Linked DNA regions of Homo sapiens: region 1 is linked to region 2. Evidence: read pairs that join two places in POLR2A ChIA-PET (ENCODE). Cell type or tissue: Panc1. All regions are shown on one strand. Links, peaks and the distances in the headings refer to the core of each region. The heading gives the core; the rest is flanking DNA.

Region 1 (8,319 bases), core at 236-8,235, 1.0 Mb before region 2:
ACTAAAAGTACAAAAATTAGTCAGGCATAGTGGCAGGCACCTGTAATCCCAGCTAGTAAGGAGGCTGAGGCAGGAGAATAGCTTGAACCTGGGAGGCAGAGGTTGCAGTAAGCCGAGATCGTGCCACACTGCACTCCAGCCTGGGTGACAAGAGCGAGACTCCGTCTCAAAAAACAAAAACAAAAAACCTATGGCTTTCACATGTTTCCTTTTCTAAATGAGGTCCTGAGTATGTGGGACTACAGGCACAAACCATTGCACCTCGCTAATTTTTTTTGGTTTTTGTTTTTTTTGGTAGAGATGAGGTCTTACTATGTTGCCCAGGCTGATTTTGAACTCCTGGCTTCAAGCAGTTCTCCTGCTTCAGCCTTCCAAAGTGCTGGGATTTCAGGCGTGAGCTGTCCTACCTAATTTTGTCCAGCCTAACTTTTTTTTTTTTTTTTATTTTGGAGATGAGGTCTGGCTATGGTGCCCATGCTATTCCCAATCTCCTGGCCTCAAGCAATACAGTCACCTCAGCCTCCCAAGTAGCTGAGACTGTAGCCCGAACTGCCAAACCTTGCATCACACCCTCCTGTCTCTCTCTTTTTTTTTTTTTTCTGAGACACGGTCTCCATCTGTTGCCTCAGCTGGAGGGCAGATGATGGCTCACTGCAACCTCCACCTCCTGGCTCAAGTAATCCTCCCACCTTCAGCCTCCCAAGTAGCTGGGACTACAGGTGTGTGCCACCATGCCCAGCTAATTTTTTTAATTTTTAGTAGAGATGGGGTTTTGCCCTGTTGCCCAGGCTGGTCTGGAACTCCTGACCTCAAAGAATTCATCTGCCTCGGCCTCCTAAAGTGCTAGAATTACAGGTGTGAGCCACAGCTCCTGGTACATCACACTCTATCCTCAGGTTCAAGTGTCTCTGCCTGGCATCCAGTGTCTTCCAGGACCAGATCCCATCTCCCATGGTCTATCCCAGGCTTCCTGGTCAGCTCAGAGTTCCCAGAATATGAAATCTCCAGGCCTTTCACTTGGAATGTCCTCCATGGCTTGATTATCTGACTGGAGATCCTTTAAAGACTTGCTTTACTTCCTTGAATGCTTGTTCCTCCTCCTTGTCACAATAACACAGTCTATAACATCAGTAACCCAGTATGTAACATCATCCACCAGAAGCAATCATAATAGACGGTCTACATTCATTGAGTGATAATTGTGTGCCACACTTTCTAAGCATTTTATTTGACATCCCCCCCATTGGAGGTGGAGTCTATGATGCCTCTCCTTGAATATGAGCTGGCTTCAGTGACTCACTGTAGTGAATAAAAAGTGAGAGATGTCACACTGTGTGAGTTCCAAGGTTAAGTCATCAGAACTGAAACAGATCCCACCTGGCTTGCTCTCTTGGGATATTTCCCTTAGACCGTAGCTGCCATGTTGAGAGGAAGCCCAAGCCACAGAGAGGCCATGTGCAGATATTCTGGCCAACAGCCCCAGCAGAAGTTCAAGGCAACAGCCAACACCAACTACCAGATATGTGAGCAAGGAAGCCTTCAACGTGATTCCAGCCCCAGCCACTGTGTCTGCAAGTATATGACAGATCTTCAGGAAGAACTGCCAAGCTGAACCAAGTCAAACCCCAGAACCATGAAAGATAGTAACTTTTTTTTTTTTTTTTGAGATGGAGTCTCGCTCTGTCACCCAGGCTGGAGTGTAATGGCGTGATCTCGGCTCACTGAAACCTCTGCTTCCTGGGTTCAAGCAATTATCCTGCCTCAGCCTCCTGAGTAGCTGGGATTACAGGCATGCGCCACCACACCCGGCTAATTTTCTGTATTTTTAGTATAGATGGAGTTTCACCATGTTGGTTAGGCTGGTCTCGAACTCCTGACCTCGTGATCCACCTGCCTCGGCCTCCTAAAGTGCTGGTTGTTGTTTCTTTTTTTTTGTTTTGTTTTTTGAGACGGAGTCTGGCTCTGTTACCCAGGTTGGGGCGCAGTGGCATGATCTCGGCTCACTGCAACCTCTGCCTTATGGGTTCAAGTGATTCTCCAGCCTCAGCCTCCTGAGTAGCTGGGATTACAGGCACGCACCACCATGCCCAGCTAATTTTTTATTTTTAGTAGAGACAGGGTTTCACCATGTTGGCCAGGCTGGTCTTGAACCCCTGACCTCAGGTGATCTGCCCGCCTCGGCCTCCCAACGTGCTGGGCTTACAGGCATGAGCCACTGCACTCAGCCGATAATGACTTTTTTTTCTGAGATGGAGTCTTGCTTTGTCGCCCAGGCTGGAGTGCAGTAGTGTGATCTCAGCTGACTAAAACCTCTGCCTCCCAGGTTCATGCCATTCTCCTGCCTCAGCCTCCCAAGTAGCTGGGACTACGGGTGCCTGCCACAATGCCCGACTAATTTTTTGTATTTTTAGTAGAGACGGGGTTTCACCATGTCAGCCAGGATGGTCTCGATATCCTGGCCTTGCGATCCGCCCGCCTTGGACTCCCAAAGTGCTGGGCTTACAGGCATGAGCCACCACGCCCAGCCTAGTGACCTTTTTTTCATCACTATATTGGAATTGTTTGGTATGCAGTGTTAGATAAGCAGAAAAACTTGCACTAACTCACTGAATTCTCCTTTCTCAATCCTGTGAAAGGAATGCATTTCCGTTTTATTTTATTTATTTTATTGTAATTTTTCTTTTTGAGACAAGGTCTCACCCTGTTACCCAGGCTGGAGTGCAGTGGTACTGTCTCAGGTCACCACAACCTCCACCTCCTGGGTTCGAGTGATTATCCTACCGCAGCCTCCCAAGAAACTGGGATTATAGGCATGTGCCACCACAGCTGGCTAATTTTTTTTTTTTTTTTTTTGAGACAGATCCTTGCTCTGTCACCCAGGCTGGAATGCAATGGCACGTTCTCTGCTCACTGCAACCTCCACCTCCCAGGTTCAAGCGATTCTTCTGCCTCAGCCTCCTGAGTAGCTGGGATTACAGGTGCGCCCCACCATGCCTGGCTAATTTTTGTATTTTTTAGTAGAGATGGGGTTTCTCCATGTTGGTCATGCTGGTCTTGAACTCTTGATCTCGTGATCTGCCCGCCTTGGCCTCCCAAAGTGCTGGGATTACAGGCATGAGCCATCGCACCCGGCTGCCTGGCTAATTTTTGTACTTTTGGTAGAGACGGAGTTTCGCCATGTTGGCCAGGCTGGTCTCGAACTCCTGGCCTCAAGTGAATGAACCACCTGCCTCGGCCTCCCAAAGTGCTGGGATTACAGGCATGAGACACCGTGCCTGGCCCACATTCCCATTTTAAAGATGAAGAAACTGAGGCTCAATCTGGGCAACGTGTGAAACCGAAGTTACAGCATAAGTAAGTGGTAGAGCTGGGTTGTGAACACAGGTGGACGCTACACGGGGTCATTCCCACCAAATTCTGTAGTCTGTACATGTATAATATGGGGTCTTGGGCAGGAATGGTGACTTGTGTCTGTAATCCCAGCACTTTGGGAGGCCGAGGCAGGTGGATCACCTGAGGTTTCGCCAACATGGTGAAACCCCATCTCTACTAAAAATACAAAAATTATCCAGATGTGGTGGTGTGTGCCTGCAATCCCAGCTACTCTGGAGGCTGAGGCACGAGAAGCACTTGAACCCAGGAGGCTGAGGTTGCAGTAAGCCAAGATTGCACCACTACAATTCAGCCTGGGAGACAAAGCTAGACTCTGTCTCAAAAAAACAAACAAACAAACAAAAAAAACGCCAGGCGTGGTGGCTCACACATGTAATCTTAGTACTTTGGGAGGCCAAGGTGGGTGGATCCCCTGAAGTGAAGAGTTTGAGACCAGCCTGGCCAACATGGTGAAACCCTATCTCTACTAAAAATACAAAAAATTAGCTGGGCTTGGTGGCAGGTGCCTGTAATCCCAGCTACTAGGGAGGCTGAGGCAGGAGAATCACTGGAACCCGGGAGGAGGAGGTTGCAGTGAGCTGAGATCCTGCTATTGCACTCCAACCTGGGCAACAAGAACGAAACTCAGTCTCAAAATAAATAAATAAATAAAAAGCTGGGATCTGGCTTTTGCCCAGGCTGGAGTGTAGTGGCAGGATTATAGCTTACTGTAGCCTCAATGTTCTGGGATCGAGTGATCTTCTTACCTCAGCCTCTCAAGTAGTTGGGAGTACAGCACATACTACCAGGGCCAGCTTGGTATTCTGTGTCTGCATGTCTTATTATTATTATTTTTTTTGAGAGAGAGGCTCTCACTGTGTCACCCAGACTAGAGTACAGTGGTGTGATCGTGGCTCACTGCAGCCCTGAACTGAGCTCAAGCGATCCTCCTGCCTCAGCCTGCTGAGCAGGTAGGAATACAGGCACGGGTCACTACACTGGGCCAATTAAAAATATTCTTTTTCTTTTTCTTTTTTCTTCCTTTCTCTCTCTCTCTTTTTTTTTTTGTGGAGACAGGTTCTCACCGTATTGCGAAGCCTGGTCTTGAACTCCTGGGCTCAAGCAATCCAACCACCTCAGCCTCTCAAATTGCTGGGATTACAGGCATGAGCCTCTGCACCTGGCCTTGAAGTGTGTCTTGAGGCCTATACAAGTTAGGCAGCTTCTTGGCAGCCCTGGTGGCACACAGTGGGAAGGAACCCCTCCTGCCCTTGTCAGCCCCTGTTCTGACCCCCTCTCCATTTCCAACAACTGGGTATTCCCAGTTATGTTGACTGCTCTAGGGCACAGGCTATCTATCATTTACACTCTAGTATGAGTCAGTCACTACTTCTAGGGTCTGAGGATTAGACGTGAGACATCCGTTACTTTCTGGCAATTCTCCTTCCGACTTATTTCCCCAAGAAGCAGCCACACTCGTCACGTGCTCTAGCTGGCGACTTTATTCAAAGGGGAGAGGGAAAAGTGAGAGAGTTGGGTCATTTCTGGGATAACCTGGAGAGGGGTGGGTCTCTGGAGCTCCAGGGAGGAGGGACAGACATCTCAAAACTATTACAGAAGGCCGAGAGGACGAGGGGTGGGGTTCTGGGTGTCCTGAGGGGCGGGGCTGGGGGAAGGGTCGCTCCCCCAACTCAGGGCCACGCGTCCGCTAGGGGCCGCTGCCGCTTCCACTGCCACTCCCGCTGCCCGCAGCGTCCAGGATGGAGGTGCGAGGGCTGCGGGAACGCCGGGAGGGAGCTTCCCGGCCCCGTCGTCCTGGTCTGGGACGAGGTACCGCGGAGATGGAGATGTTGAAGCAGTGACGGGCTCCAGGAGCAGCCACCGGTAGGGCGTGGCCCAGAGCCGAGCGACAAAGGTCCGTCCCGTCTGCGAAGGTCTAGGAAAAAGTGGAGTTAAGGCCCTAGTGGGCGGAGTCCAGAGACGTGGGGGGCGTGGCCTCGGGAAGGGAAAAATGTGTAAATTCCTTAGGGATTGGGGTCAGAGCCGGAGCGTGCGGCCTGGGAGTCTATGTGCGGAACGTGAGTGGGGGCAGGTCCTTGGGGAGGGTGAATGTTCTTACTGGGCCCTAGCGGGATGAATCAGGGTTGGGGCAGTTGGGGGGCGCGCAGAGAGGTCTGTATCAAGGCTGGGGTTTTGTAGAGAGTGACTGGGCTTCTGGGTCCTCCAGGGTAAAATGTGGATGGACCCAGAGCAGGAATGGTTTCTTGGGAAGGGCAAATCTGGACTTCGAGAGCTTTTGGGGTCAAAGGGCACAACCCAGTAGGAGGTTGGGCTAGGGAAGGGTGGGAGCAGGGACCTGGGGAGTACCAATCCGGTCTCTGGGGTCTAGACACGGTAAGAAAGAACTTGGTGGGGGCCGGGGGCGGTGGCTCACACCTGTAATCCCAACACTTTGGGAGGCCGAGGTGGGCGGATCACCTGAGGTCAGGAGTTCGAAACCAGCCTGGCCAACATGGTGAAACGCTGACTCTACTAAAAATACAAAAATTAGCTGGGCATGGTGGCATGCGCCTGAAATCCCAGCTATTCGGGAGGTTGCGGCAGGAGAATCACTTGAACCCCGGAGGCGGAGGTTGCATCGAGCTGAGATCGCGCCACTGCACTCCAGCCTGGGTGACAAGAATGAAACTCCGTCTCAGAAATAAATAAATAAATAAATAAATAACTTGGTGGGGAGGATCTCAGTCTCTTCCCTTCACCTTCTGCCCCACGCTCACCTGTCCATAGGTAAGGCAGCTGGGCTCACAGCCCCTTTTTTCTGAGAGTGGGAGCCAAGTCGGGCCGCAGGTGATATCATCTTCGCAGTTGGCGAACCTGGAGATGGCGAGTGGAGAGGTGGGTAAAGCCTTTGTAGTTACATTCCAGCGCGATTCTGGCTCTTCTAGACTGTGTTCACTATATGCCCCCACCTCGGATCCAGGCCCCGCCTTTTAGAACCACTCCCCTGCTAACTAACCCCATCTCTCCAGATTTCACCCTGCCCCATATTCTATCAGATCTTTCCATACTCTGGGCCACGTCACAACTGGCCTTGTCCCTACAGACCTCAGACCATTAGTTACAGGCCAGTCCCTCATATTTTCCCACTCTTTCGTTTTCCTTTTATTTATTTTTGAGTCAGGGTCTTGCTCTGTGACTCAAGCTGGAGTGCAGTGGCGTAAGCATGGCTTATGGCAGCTTTGACCTCCCAAGCTGGAGCAATCCTTCCACCTCAGTGTCTCAAGTACCTGGGACTATAGGTGCGCACCATCATGTCCGATTAATTTTTTTTTTTTTTTTTTTTGAGATGGAGTCCTGCTCTGTTACCCAGGCTGGAGTGCAGTGGCCCAATCTCTGCTTCCTGCAACCTCTGCCTCCCAGGTTCAAACAATTCTCCTGCCTCAGCCTCCCGAGTAGCTGGGATTACAGGCGCCCACCACCACGCCTGGCTCATTTTTGTGTTTTTAGTAGAGACGGTGTTTCACCACGTTGGCCAAGCTTGTCTCAAACTCCTGACCTCAGGGGATCTGCCCACCTTGGCCTCCCAAAGTGCTGGGATTACAAGCATGAGCCACTACGTCCGGCCCATGTCTAATTAATTTTTAAATTTTTTGTTGAGACTGGGTCTTGCCATGTTCCCCAGGCTGATCTTGAACTCCTGGCCTCAACCAATCCTCCTGCCTTGACCTCTCAAACGACTGAGATTACAGGCACCCACCCTTTTACCTTATCTTTTCAATCAAGAGGACTCACTCCTTAAGAAATCTCAGGGCCTGGCTGGGCATGGTGGCTCACCCCTGTAATCCCAGCACTTCGAGAGGCCAAGGCAGGCGGACCACCTAGGTCAGGAGTTTGAGACCAGCTTGGCCAACACGGTGAAACACCGTCTCTACTAAAAATACAAAATTTAGCCGGGCGTGGTGGCGGAAGCATGTAATCTCAGCTACTAGGGATGCTGAGGCGGGAGAATCACTTGAACCCAGGAGGCTGAGGTTGCAGTGAGCTGAGATCGTGTCACTGCACTCCAGCCTGGGCGACAAGAGCAAAACTCCATCTCAAAAAAAAAAAAAAGAAAAAAAGGCCGGGCACGGTGGCTCACGCCTGTAATCCCAGCACTTTGGGAGGCCGAGGCGGGCGGATCACGAGGTCAGGAGTCTGAGACCAGCCTGACCAACATAGTGAAACCTCGTCTCTACTAAAAATACAAAAATTAGCCGGGCATGGTGGTGTGCGCCTGTAACCACAGCTACTCAGGAGGGTGAGGCAGGAGAATCGCTTGAACCCGGGAAGTGGAGGTTGCAGTGAGCCGAGATTGCACCACTGCACTCCAGCCTAGGTGACACAGTGAGACTCCATCTCAAAAAAAAAAAGAAAGAAAGAAAAGAAAAGAAATCGCAGGGCTATGAAAAGCCACATTGCCATATGGCAGGTATCTTAAAAGCTGGGGGCTTCTCATGCCTCGCCCCTATCTACCTGGGCTCTAAACATTAAGCTGCATCTCTTAAACCTTGGCCCTGTTGGAGGCCACTCCCCTTTACACAGAAGGCCAAGCAAACTGCAGGCTCCGCCCTCTTCCCCGCCCAAGTCACAACCCACGCCCCTTGCCCCCGCGTCTCCTACCAGGCCTGGCAGAGCTCCTCGCAGAGCGGCTGTGCCTGGCGTACCCCCAATAGCCGCAGGCGGAAGCGACTGCGAAGGGCACGTTGGAGGTGTTCCAGGAAGGATTCGCATCTGGACGTTGGGAGAGATAGGGTCGGATGGGTCAGGACCCGAGGGAGTTCCTGGGCAATGGGCAAAGTACGCGAGAAAACGGTGGAGGGTGCTGTACTCACTCAGGGCTCGGCACTCCACAGCGTTCTGGATGGTTTCCAGGGCCCGATGTCTCTGTTGTGTCCATCTCTGAGGGAC
Region 2 (8,264 bases), core at 1-8,000:
CCCTGACTGCAGGGTCCTTGAGCCCCTAGGAAGGGCCAAGATGGGGGTGGGGGGCGCCCTGGCTCCAGACACCAATGTTGGGGGTCCTTGTCTCCAAATTGCTGAGCATGGGAGGCTGTGGCAGGTGTTGGTGCAGCTGGATGGGGAAGACACCCCGATCAAAAGCGGGAACCCCGGGTTTAGACTCGACCTCGGTGGGCGGGGCTCTGGCCAAGAGAAGAAAAACGGAGTGGGGGTGGTCTGTGCGTGGACACTCGCCAGGGGACGTGGCCAGGGCGTGTCTGGGATCTTGCGCCACTGAAGAGGCTCCCAGTCGTCAAATAGAGTGAGGGATGGGATCCAAAGGACGGCGAGAAAGCCCGTGGTTGTCTAAACGTCCCTGGCTCCCCGAGAAGCAGTTTCCTCGGGGCCTTCCTGCCTTTTGGATGAATGGAGATGCTGTGTCTGGGTCACTGCCAGAGCCGGGGCAGGAGAGGACAGAGGCTTCCCGGAGCGGCAGGGCCCGTCGCTAGAGGGCGGGGCCCGCAGTCGGGGGCGGGACTTTGGCGGCGCTGTGCATGGGGATTGGCTTTTCGCACCGCCCCTCCGCTCGAGTGGGCCAATCGGAGACGGCCCCACCTCCTGCCCCGCCGCGCGTATTCCAGCAGGTATGTGCGGGCGGACCCGGGACTGCCCCGCGCGCTCCGTGGCGCCGCCTCGAGGTCTGGGACGGTGGAGGTGGGTGGAGAGCCCGGAGTGCACCCCTTGTGGTCCCTGCCGCCTTCGGACCTGGGGGACCCTTTACTGTGCCCCTCAGGTGTCACCCACGAATGTTCCCATGTTCCTGGGGCGTCACGCAGGTCCCAGCCACATCCAAATGTCCCCCCTTAAGAACTGGGGTTTCCTTCATGTCACATCCCTCAAACCCAAGTTCCCCTCCAGCATTCTCAGATACCAGGCACCCCAAATCTTCCCCTGAGGCCTGAGTAATCCCGTAGGTCCAAGTTGCCCCCAAATGTCACTAGCTCAAGACCCTCAGATCCTGGTTATCGCCACATGTCACCCCTCAGGCTCAGCGTTTCCCTCAGGGTCACCCCACCACCACCACTTCAGATCAGCTTCCATCCTCCCTTGATCAGCGATGTGAAAATCTTTCCACTCTAGGGTTTCCCTCATGGTCACCCCACGATCCAGGACACCCCCAAGGTCACCTTTCCAAGCACAGGATACCCTGCTGCACAGAGCAGGTGGGGCAGGGATGGGCAGGCAGGAGCCCGGAGTGCCAGGATGGTAAATTCAGGCCAATCAAAAGCTGAAACTCCAGCGATGGGAGGCAGGAGTGAATCACAGACCAGACCTTCAGGAATGAAGTCAGGGCAACTTTTATTTACTTGAACAACAGACATGACACACAGCACGATCTCTCCTCTCCATCCCATCCCAAGCTTCTGTCCACGACTACCCAGGGTGGGGAAAAAGGCAATGGCCCAGCCCCGATGACCTGGGGGACTTCAGTGTGCCTCCTCAGTCCCACCCAGAAAAAAGCCTCCTCCCATCTGATTTCAAGATAGTGGAGAAAAGCCAGGCACGGTGGCTCACACCTGAGCCACCTGTAATTCCGGCGCATTGGGAGACTAAGGTGGGAGGATGGCTTGTGGCCAGGAGTTCGAGAACAGCCTGGGCAACATAGTGAGACCTGCCCCCCCATCTCTACAAAAATTAAAATTAAAAAAATTAGCCAGGTGTGGTGGCGCATACCTGTAGTCCCAGCTCTACTGGGGAGGCTAAGGCAGGAGGATCACTTGTGCCCAGGAATTCAAGGTTGCAATGAGCCATGATCACACCAGCCTGGCCAAGATGGTGAAACCCCGTCTCTACTAAAAATACAAAGATTAGCCGGGCATGGTGGTGGGTGCCTGTAAGCCCAGCTACTCAGGAGGCTGAGGCAGGAGAATCGCTTGAACCCAGGAGGCAGAGGTTGCAGTGAGCCAAGATCACACCACTGCACTTCAGCCTGGGCAACAGAGTGAGACTCCGTCTCAAAAACAAACAATAAAAGGCCAGGCACGGTGGCTCACAGCTGTAATCCCAGCACTTTGGGAGGCTAAGACGAGCAGATTGCTTGAGGTCAGGAGTTCAAGACCAGTCTGGGTAACATGGCGAAACCCCGTCTCTACAAAACATAAAAAAAAATTGGCCGGGCGCAGTGGCTCATGCCTGTAATCCCAACACTTTGGGTGGCTGAGGCGGGCAGATCACCTGAGGTCAAGAGTTCGAGACCAGCCTGGCCAACATGGCGAAACTCGGTCTCTACTAAAAATACAAAAATTAGCCAGGTGCGGTGGTGTGCACCTGTAATCCCAGCTACTTGGGAGGCTGAGGCAGGAGAATCGTGTGAACTGGGGAGGTGGAGGTTGCAGTGAGCCGAGATCGAGCCATTGCACTCCAGCCCGGGTGACAGTGCGAGACTCCATCTCAAAAAAAAAAAAACAAAAAAAAAAAAACAGAGTCCTAACTCTTCCCTGCCCTGAGAACCCCCTCAAGGCAGGGAGGATCAGCTATTCCCAGCGCCTCAGGACTAAGCACACCTGCTTGTGTCCCTTCTGGGTCCACAAGGAACTTGTTCCATGCCCCACATGTGGGGCGGGTGTCACTGCTCCTCCCGGCAAGTTAGAAAGCTGCAGGGCCCAGCAAGAAGGGGCCAGGTCAGGTCAACCCAGCCTGATACCGGAAGCCAGGAGTTGGCATTTAACGGTCTGGAGGCCCAAGGCAGCTTCCTCTTGGGTAACTGGCTGCTAGGAAGGTGCGGGCCGGGCCAGTGCCCCTGCCAGGCTTGGGAGAGGAGGGGCCAAGCCTCCAGGCCCGGAAAGGACACAGCTGGCTTCCCTTTTAATGGAAGGGCCACCCACTCACCCACCTATCTATGCTGGCACCACAGCCCAGCCTGAGCTGTGGCCATGCAGGGGTCCCCAGTTGCAGAGTTGGGGATCAGGGCCTGCAGCACACATTTGGGCCCAGCCAACCCCACCCACCACATCCCTCCTCCAGACACAGGTCTGATTCTGAGTCCTCATCTCTGCTCCAAGCATCAGCCCACCCAGGGAAGGCAGGGGCTGCAGGCTCCAAGGGGGCTTGACCCCTGTTCCTGCTGAACTGAGCCAGTGTACACAAACCAACTGTGTTTCAGCTCAGTAGGCACGGGAGGCAGAGCCCAGGGAGGCCAGGCAGCAGGATGGCAGGCAGACAGGCGGCAGCAGGGGACAGGCGGCAAGGCCAGAGGAGGTGAGGGCCTGGGGGGCGGAACTTAGCCACTGTGAACACGACTTGGTGTGGACCCTGCTCACAAGCAGCTAAGCCCTGCTCCTCAGGCCAGGCACAGGCTTCGGGGCCTCTCTGCCACCCCGTCCCCGGGCAGCATCCTCGGTGGCAGAGCTCAGGGTCGGTTGGAAATCCCTGGCAATGTGATTTGTGACAGGAAGCAAATCCCATCCCCAGGAACCCCAGCCGGCCGTGGCACAGGGGTGAGGGGGGCACCGGGCGGGGCCAGAGGCTGGCACCTGGAGGGGAGAAAGAGAGAGAGAGCAAAGGAGGTAATGAGATTTGGGGACACCTCCCCTCCAGGTCCCCAGATGCTTCCTTTGATCACAGGGAAGCTCTTTTCTCATATGCAGGAGCCACCACACGGGGAGCTGGAGCCTAGCTGTGCCCTCCGTTCCAGCCCCAGGACTGGAGAGGCAGAGATACCTAGAGGGCCCATGCGGGACAAGGAGGCTACAGCAACTTGCATGGCCAAGCTCCCCCCTCATTGAGCCCTGGGCAGGCCAAATGGGGCCATGGGGAGAGGAAGCCAAGGGGGGCCAGGCAGGCGGGTGAGGAAGTGATCTCACCCCAGCTGGCGCCACTTCCTAGAAGCCTGGAGGGCAGGAGGAAACCACCAGGGCCTCCCCCCCCGTGGCCCGGTCTCCTCAGTGGCCAGGGCTTAGCCCACACCCACCAGGGCGGATGCCGGCAGCAAGGCACCCCCCTCTCTTTCTAGACACGCACCCCCCGCCCCCCAGAGCACAGGATCCAAGCTCCAAGATACAGGCCTCTCCACCCAAACAGCCCAAGGTTCAAATCCTTGCTCCACAGTTTCCCAAAGACTCTCCAAAGCTTCAGTTTCCCCATCTGTAAAATGGAGCCAAGAGCCTCTTTTGCATAGCCCAGTGAGATGTCACCGAGTATGTATGTCACTCAGTAAGTGCCCAGCACCAGGGCAAGATACAGGATTTTCAGGACCCGGTGCAAAATGAACACGTGGTCCTCTAGTTCGAAAACTAAGAATTTCAGGCCAAGCATGGCGGCTCACGCCTGTAATCCCAGCACTTTGGGAGGCCGAGGCAGGAGAGTCACCTGAGGCCAGGAGTTCAAGACCAGCCTGCGCAATACGACAATACCCCATCTCTACAAAAAAAAAAAATATTTTTTCTTTTTTGAGACAGGGTCTCACTCTGTCGCCACGGCTAGAGTGCAGGGGTGCAATCACAGCTCACTGCAGCCTCAGCCTCCCAGGTTCAAGTGATCCTCCCACCTTAGCCTCCGGGGTAGCTGGGACTACAGCTATGCACCACCATGCCCGGCTAATTTTTTCTTTTTCTTTTCTTTTTTTTTTTTTTTGAGACAGAGTCTCGCCCTGTCGCCCAGGCTGGAGTGCAATGGCGTGATCTCGGTTCACTGCAACCTCCACCTCCAGAGTTCAAGCAATTCTCCTGCTTCAGCCTCCCGAGTAGCTGGGATTACAGGTGCCCGCCACCACGCCCAGTTAAGTTTTGTATTTTTAGTAGAGACGGGGTTTCACCATGTTGGCCAGGCTGGTCTCGACCTCCTGACCTCAGGTGATCCGCCCACCTCGGCTTTCCAAAGTGCTGGGATTACAGGCGTGAGCCACCACACCTGGCCCTAATTTTTGTAGAGATGGGGTTTTGCCATGTTGCCCAGACTGGTCTCCAACTCCTGGGCTCAAGCAATCCGCCTGCCTCAGCCTCCCAAAGTGCTGGGCTTACAGGCCTGAGCCACAGTGTCTGGCCCACAAAAAATTCACTAAAAAATCAGCCAGGAGTGGTGGTACACATCTGTAGCCCCAGCTACTCAGGCGGCTGAGGTGGGAGGACTGCTTGAGCCCAGGAGTTTGAGGCTGCCGTGATCTATGACCATGCCACTGAACTCCAGCCTAAGTGACAGAGCAAGACCCTATCTCTAAAATAAACAAAAACAAGTTTAAAAAAAGAAAATAATTTCAGGCTGAGCGCGGTGGCTCATCCCTATAATCCCGGCACTTCGGGAGGCCAAGACAGGAAGATCGCTTGGGGCCAGGAGTTCGAGACCAGCCTGGGCAATACAAGACAAAAAAATTAATAATAATAAAAAAAAATTCATGACCCCAGCAGTGCAACATTAAACTAACCTCCAGGTCCCTCCAAGCAGGGCTGCCGTGAGACTGCCCGTTTCACAAATGCATGAAGCCAGCCCTAAGTCTTTAGTGAGTGGAGCTTCTTTTGATAAGAGCCCAACACCTGGCTAGCAGACTCCAGTTTTGGAGCCCAAGTCTGCCCAGATTTGAAAGCCCCAGCTCTGCAGCTTCTGAGCTGGGTGACTCTGGGCAAGTCACTCAACCTCTCTGGGCCTCAGCTTCCCCATCTGCAAAACAGGGATAATAAGTATGGACTTCATAAGTCATGGTGAGGACCCCATGAGTGATAAACATGATCACGACAGAGCTGCTGCTGTCTTTGCCAAGGCAAAGGATAACGGAAACGTGGGTGTCTCACACCAGGACCCCAGTGTCCGCCCGATGTGGTGGCGCTCACCACTTCGAGACAGGCGGCGAGTGATGTCCTGTTTTGTCCCCTCCCTATACACACATACACACATACCAGCCACTCTTTCCCATCAGGCCCCAGCCCAGCCCTGTCCCCTTAGGGTCTGGAGGCGCCAACTGGGAGCAGGCGAGGCCCCGCAGGGCGGCCAGCCTCCCTGGGCCGCCTCCGGAAGTGAGACAGCACATTCGTGTCCCAGGGACGAGAACGGGAAGGGCGGCCATTTGGCCAGGCTCGTTTCCTGTGGGGTTTCCCCTGCACAGAGCCCAGGGCCGGGGCCAAGGCCACTCCCCATCCCCGCAGGCACAAAAGGTCTGGGTCTTGAGTGGAAGGGGTGCTGCCATGCAGGTGCCCAGGAGACAGGGTCCCCTTTACCAATCATGGTGCACTTCTCAGGCTCTTGGGAGATGGTGTCCAGGGGGAAACCAAGCTCCTAGCAGCTGGAGGCATGAGGGAGAGGGCGGGCCCCTGGGCTGGGGAGCAAAGCAGGCCCCAGGCTGCATCAGGACACCCCGGCCAGCCAATGCATGTGGGTATGCCTGAATACCCCCTCCAGACAGCGTGTGCGTGGACCAGACACACAAGGGTATGTATGTGTACCGCTACCCCCCCAACCCCATGCTCCAAGAATGAATCAGGGGCAGCTTCCGCCGGGGGCGCCACCACCACCTCCGCCCCCAAGCCTGGTCCCCAAATACTTTCCACCCTCACAGAGCAGCTGGGATCGGAAAATACCAAGGGCTGCAGGCCCCGCCCTGCCCGCCGCGCCACCCGCCCTCCCAGCCTGTCACTAACGCTTTGCCTAATGGGCCCAGACTCTCAGCAGAAGCTCCGTGGGCTGGGCCTCGAGCCAGCCGCCAACCTGGGCTGCCCGGCCAAGCGCCGCCTGACCAGGAGCCCCCCGCCCCTCTGCCCCAATCCCAGTGCAGCGACAATAACAACCGCCCCGATGGGCAGCCCTCAGAGGGTGGCACTGGGTAGGGAAAGTCAGGGCACTGACAAGTGGGTGGGCCCCGCTGCCCACCCAGGGCTGGGGTGGGGGGAGGCTCAGGAAGGGGTGAGTAAGTGAGGGCTGAATCACTTGTTATAAATAGGGGAACCATGAAAGTGACATCCCAGCCCCCATTGCGTCCCGCCAGTCCACACTCTAACCCCCACTTAGACTTTAATCTTTCCCAGACCAATCACAGAATTCCCAGGGGCCCCCTCACCTTCATGTTGGGAACCCTTAGTAGAGTGGTACACCCCGTCATCAGGTCCACCCCTGCCTTCTCCCCACATAGGTACATTTTGCAGTGAGGGCCTGGCTGTGGGGGTCCCCTGGCCTTGAATGCAGTCACTGGTGTCTGCGCCCTATCCACCTCCCTCAACGCACCGATTCCCAGGCCCAAGGCTCAGGGCCTCTAGGCTCTCCAAGGCATTCTCAGGGTGTGGGCCACCACAGTCCTGGAGGGTGACCCCAGAACCTAGGCCAGGCGGGAGGCCAGGGGGCTTGGCATCTTCGAAGTCAGTTCCCCAGGCACCGAGGCCCCACATCCTAGACCACCCAGCCCTGCTCTGCCCAGGGCCACAGCTCAGTGACCACACCCAGGGTGGCGCCAGCTCCAGCACCCTGGGGCAAGGCGTCGCTGGAGCGTGACTCAGCCGTGCCCAGCATGGCGGCGCCCTTCTCTGCCCAGGGATTCTCACCCACACCCACTGCCCTCCGCTCAACATCCTTCCCAGGCGACCGGCCCTAAAGGACACACCTTCCCCAGACACACCTCCGTGTCCACCCAGGACACCAGGAGGGAAGAAGGCGGCCAGGGGCAAAGTGTACACTTCTCTCCGTCCCATTTCCAAATGCTTCCCATTTATAGATAGAATAATTAAGGCTCAGAGATTCAGACTGGGGCTTAAGGTCATGGAATAAGTCTTAAAAAAAAAAAAAAAAAAAAGCCAGGCCTGACTGTGGCCTAAAACACATCCAACGTGGAAAACAGAGGTTACAGGAAGGAGTTTTCTCAAGATCGCCCAAGGTTCCTGGCGCCGTTATTCATGGAGGACAGAATCCCCCACCCAGCTTTCCAAGGTGAAGGGCAAACTCCAAAAAATGCTTTAAGAGGTATCAAAGCACCACCTAGATCGGGCGAGCGGGTCACCCCAGTGTACCCACCGGGCTAATTACCCTGGGATTGCAGATAGATGGGGGCCTGCCCCGCAGCTGCGGTCTGCATGGAACATCTGGCGTCCACTTGCATTGTTAGAGGGTGGGCACGACACGGGGGTCCCTCCTAAAGCATCCGCCTCTGCTGTCTTTCTCCAGCGAGCAAGGGTCGGCGGAGGCTCAGTGGCCAGGCCAGCACAGACAGGCCCGACCCTCTGGACACGCCCTGTCACGCATGTGCTCCGCGTGCCAGCCCCAGGCCAGGCCGGCACCTATTTTAGGGC

The links. Peaks named below come from ENCODE experiments on the same cell type or tissue, not always from the same donor. Only the 100,000 strongest peaks of a DNase experiment are listed, where the experiment ranks them.
Region 1: POLR2A ChIA-PET joins it to region 2 with 12 read pairs; 2 of 35 experiments call an interaction of 5 or more read pairs at or near these places.

The regions. Positions count from the first base shown.
Region 1 is chr19:12,820,626-12,828,944 of GRCh38, forward strand. It overlaps RTBDN (retbindin), which reads right to left. Exons shown (of 6, transcript NM_001270441.2): 3 at 8,244-8,319; 4 at 8,032-8,142; 5 at 6,150-6,246; 6 at 4,857-5,308. The coding sequence ends at 5,081. It overlaps RTBDN-AS1 (RTBDN antisense RNA 1), which reads left to right and starts at 5,108. Exons shown (of 3, transcript NR_187779.1): 1 at 5,108-5,287; 2 at 6,160-6,267. RefSeq lists a cis regulatory region at 4,506-5,306, an enhancer at 4,875-5,651 and a silencer at 7,900-8,059. In Panc1, for the core only: no CTCF peak of the experiment used is centred there; no DNase peak of the experiment used is centred there.
Region 2 is chr19:13,833,171-13,841,434 of GRCh38, forward strand. It overlaps MIR23AHG (miR-23a/27a/24-2 cluster host gene), which reads right to left. Exons shown (of 1, transcript NR_036515.2): 1 at 1,346-8,264. It overlaps MIR24-2 (microRNA 24-2), which reads right to left and starts at 3,189; the gene lies at 3,117-3,189. It overlaps MIR27A (microRNA 27a), which reads right to left and starts at 3,347; the gene lies at 3,270-3,347. It overlaps MIR23A (microRNA 23a), which reads right to left and starts at 3,489; the gene lies at 3,417-3,489. RefSeq lists enhancers at 254-303, 354-403, 5,422-5,531, 5,562-5,781, 6,002-6,101 and silencers at 514-703, 6,522-6,751. In Panc1, for the core only: CTCF peaks have their summits at 683 and 896; no DNase peak of the experiment used is centred there; H3K4me3 peaks cover 5,695 bases; H3K27ac peaks cover 5,759 bases.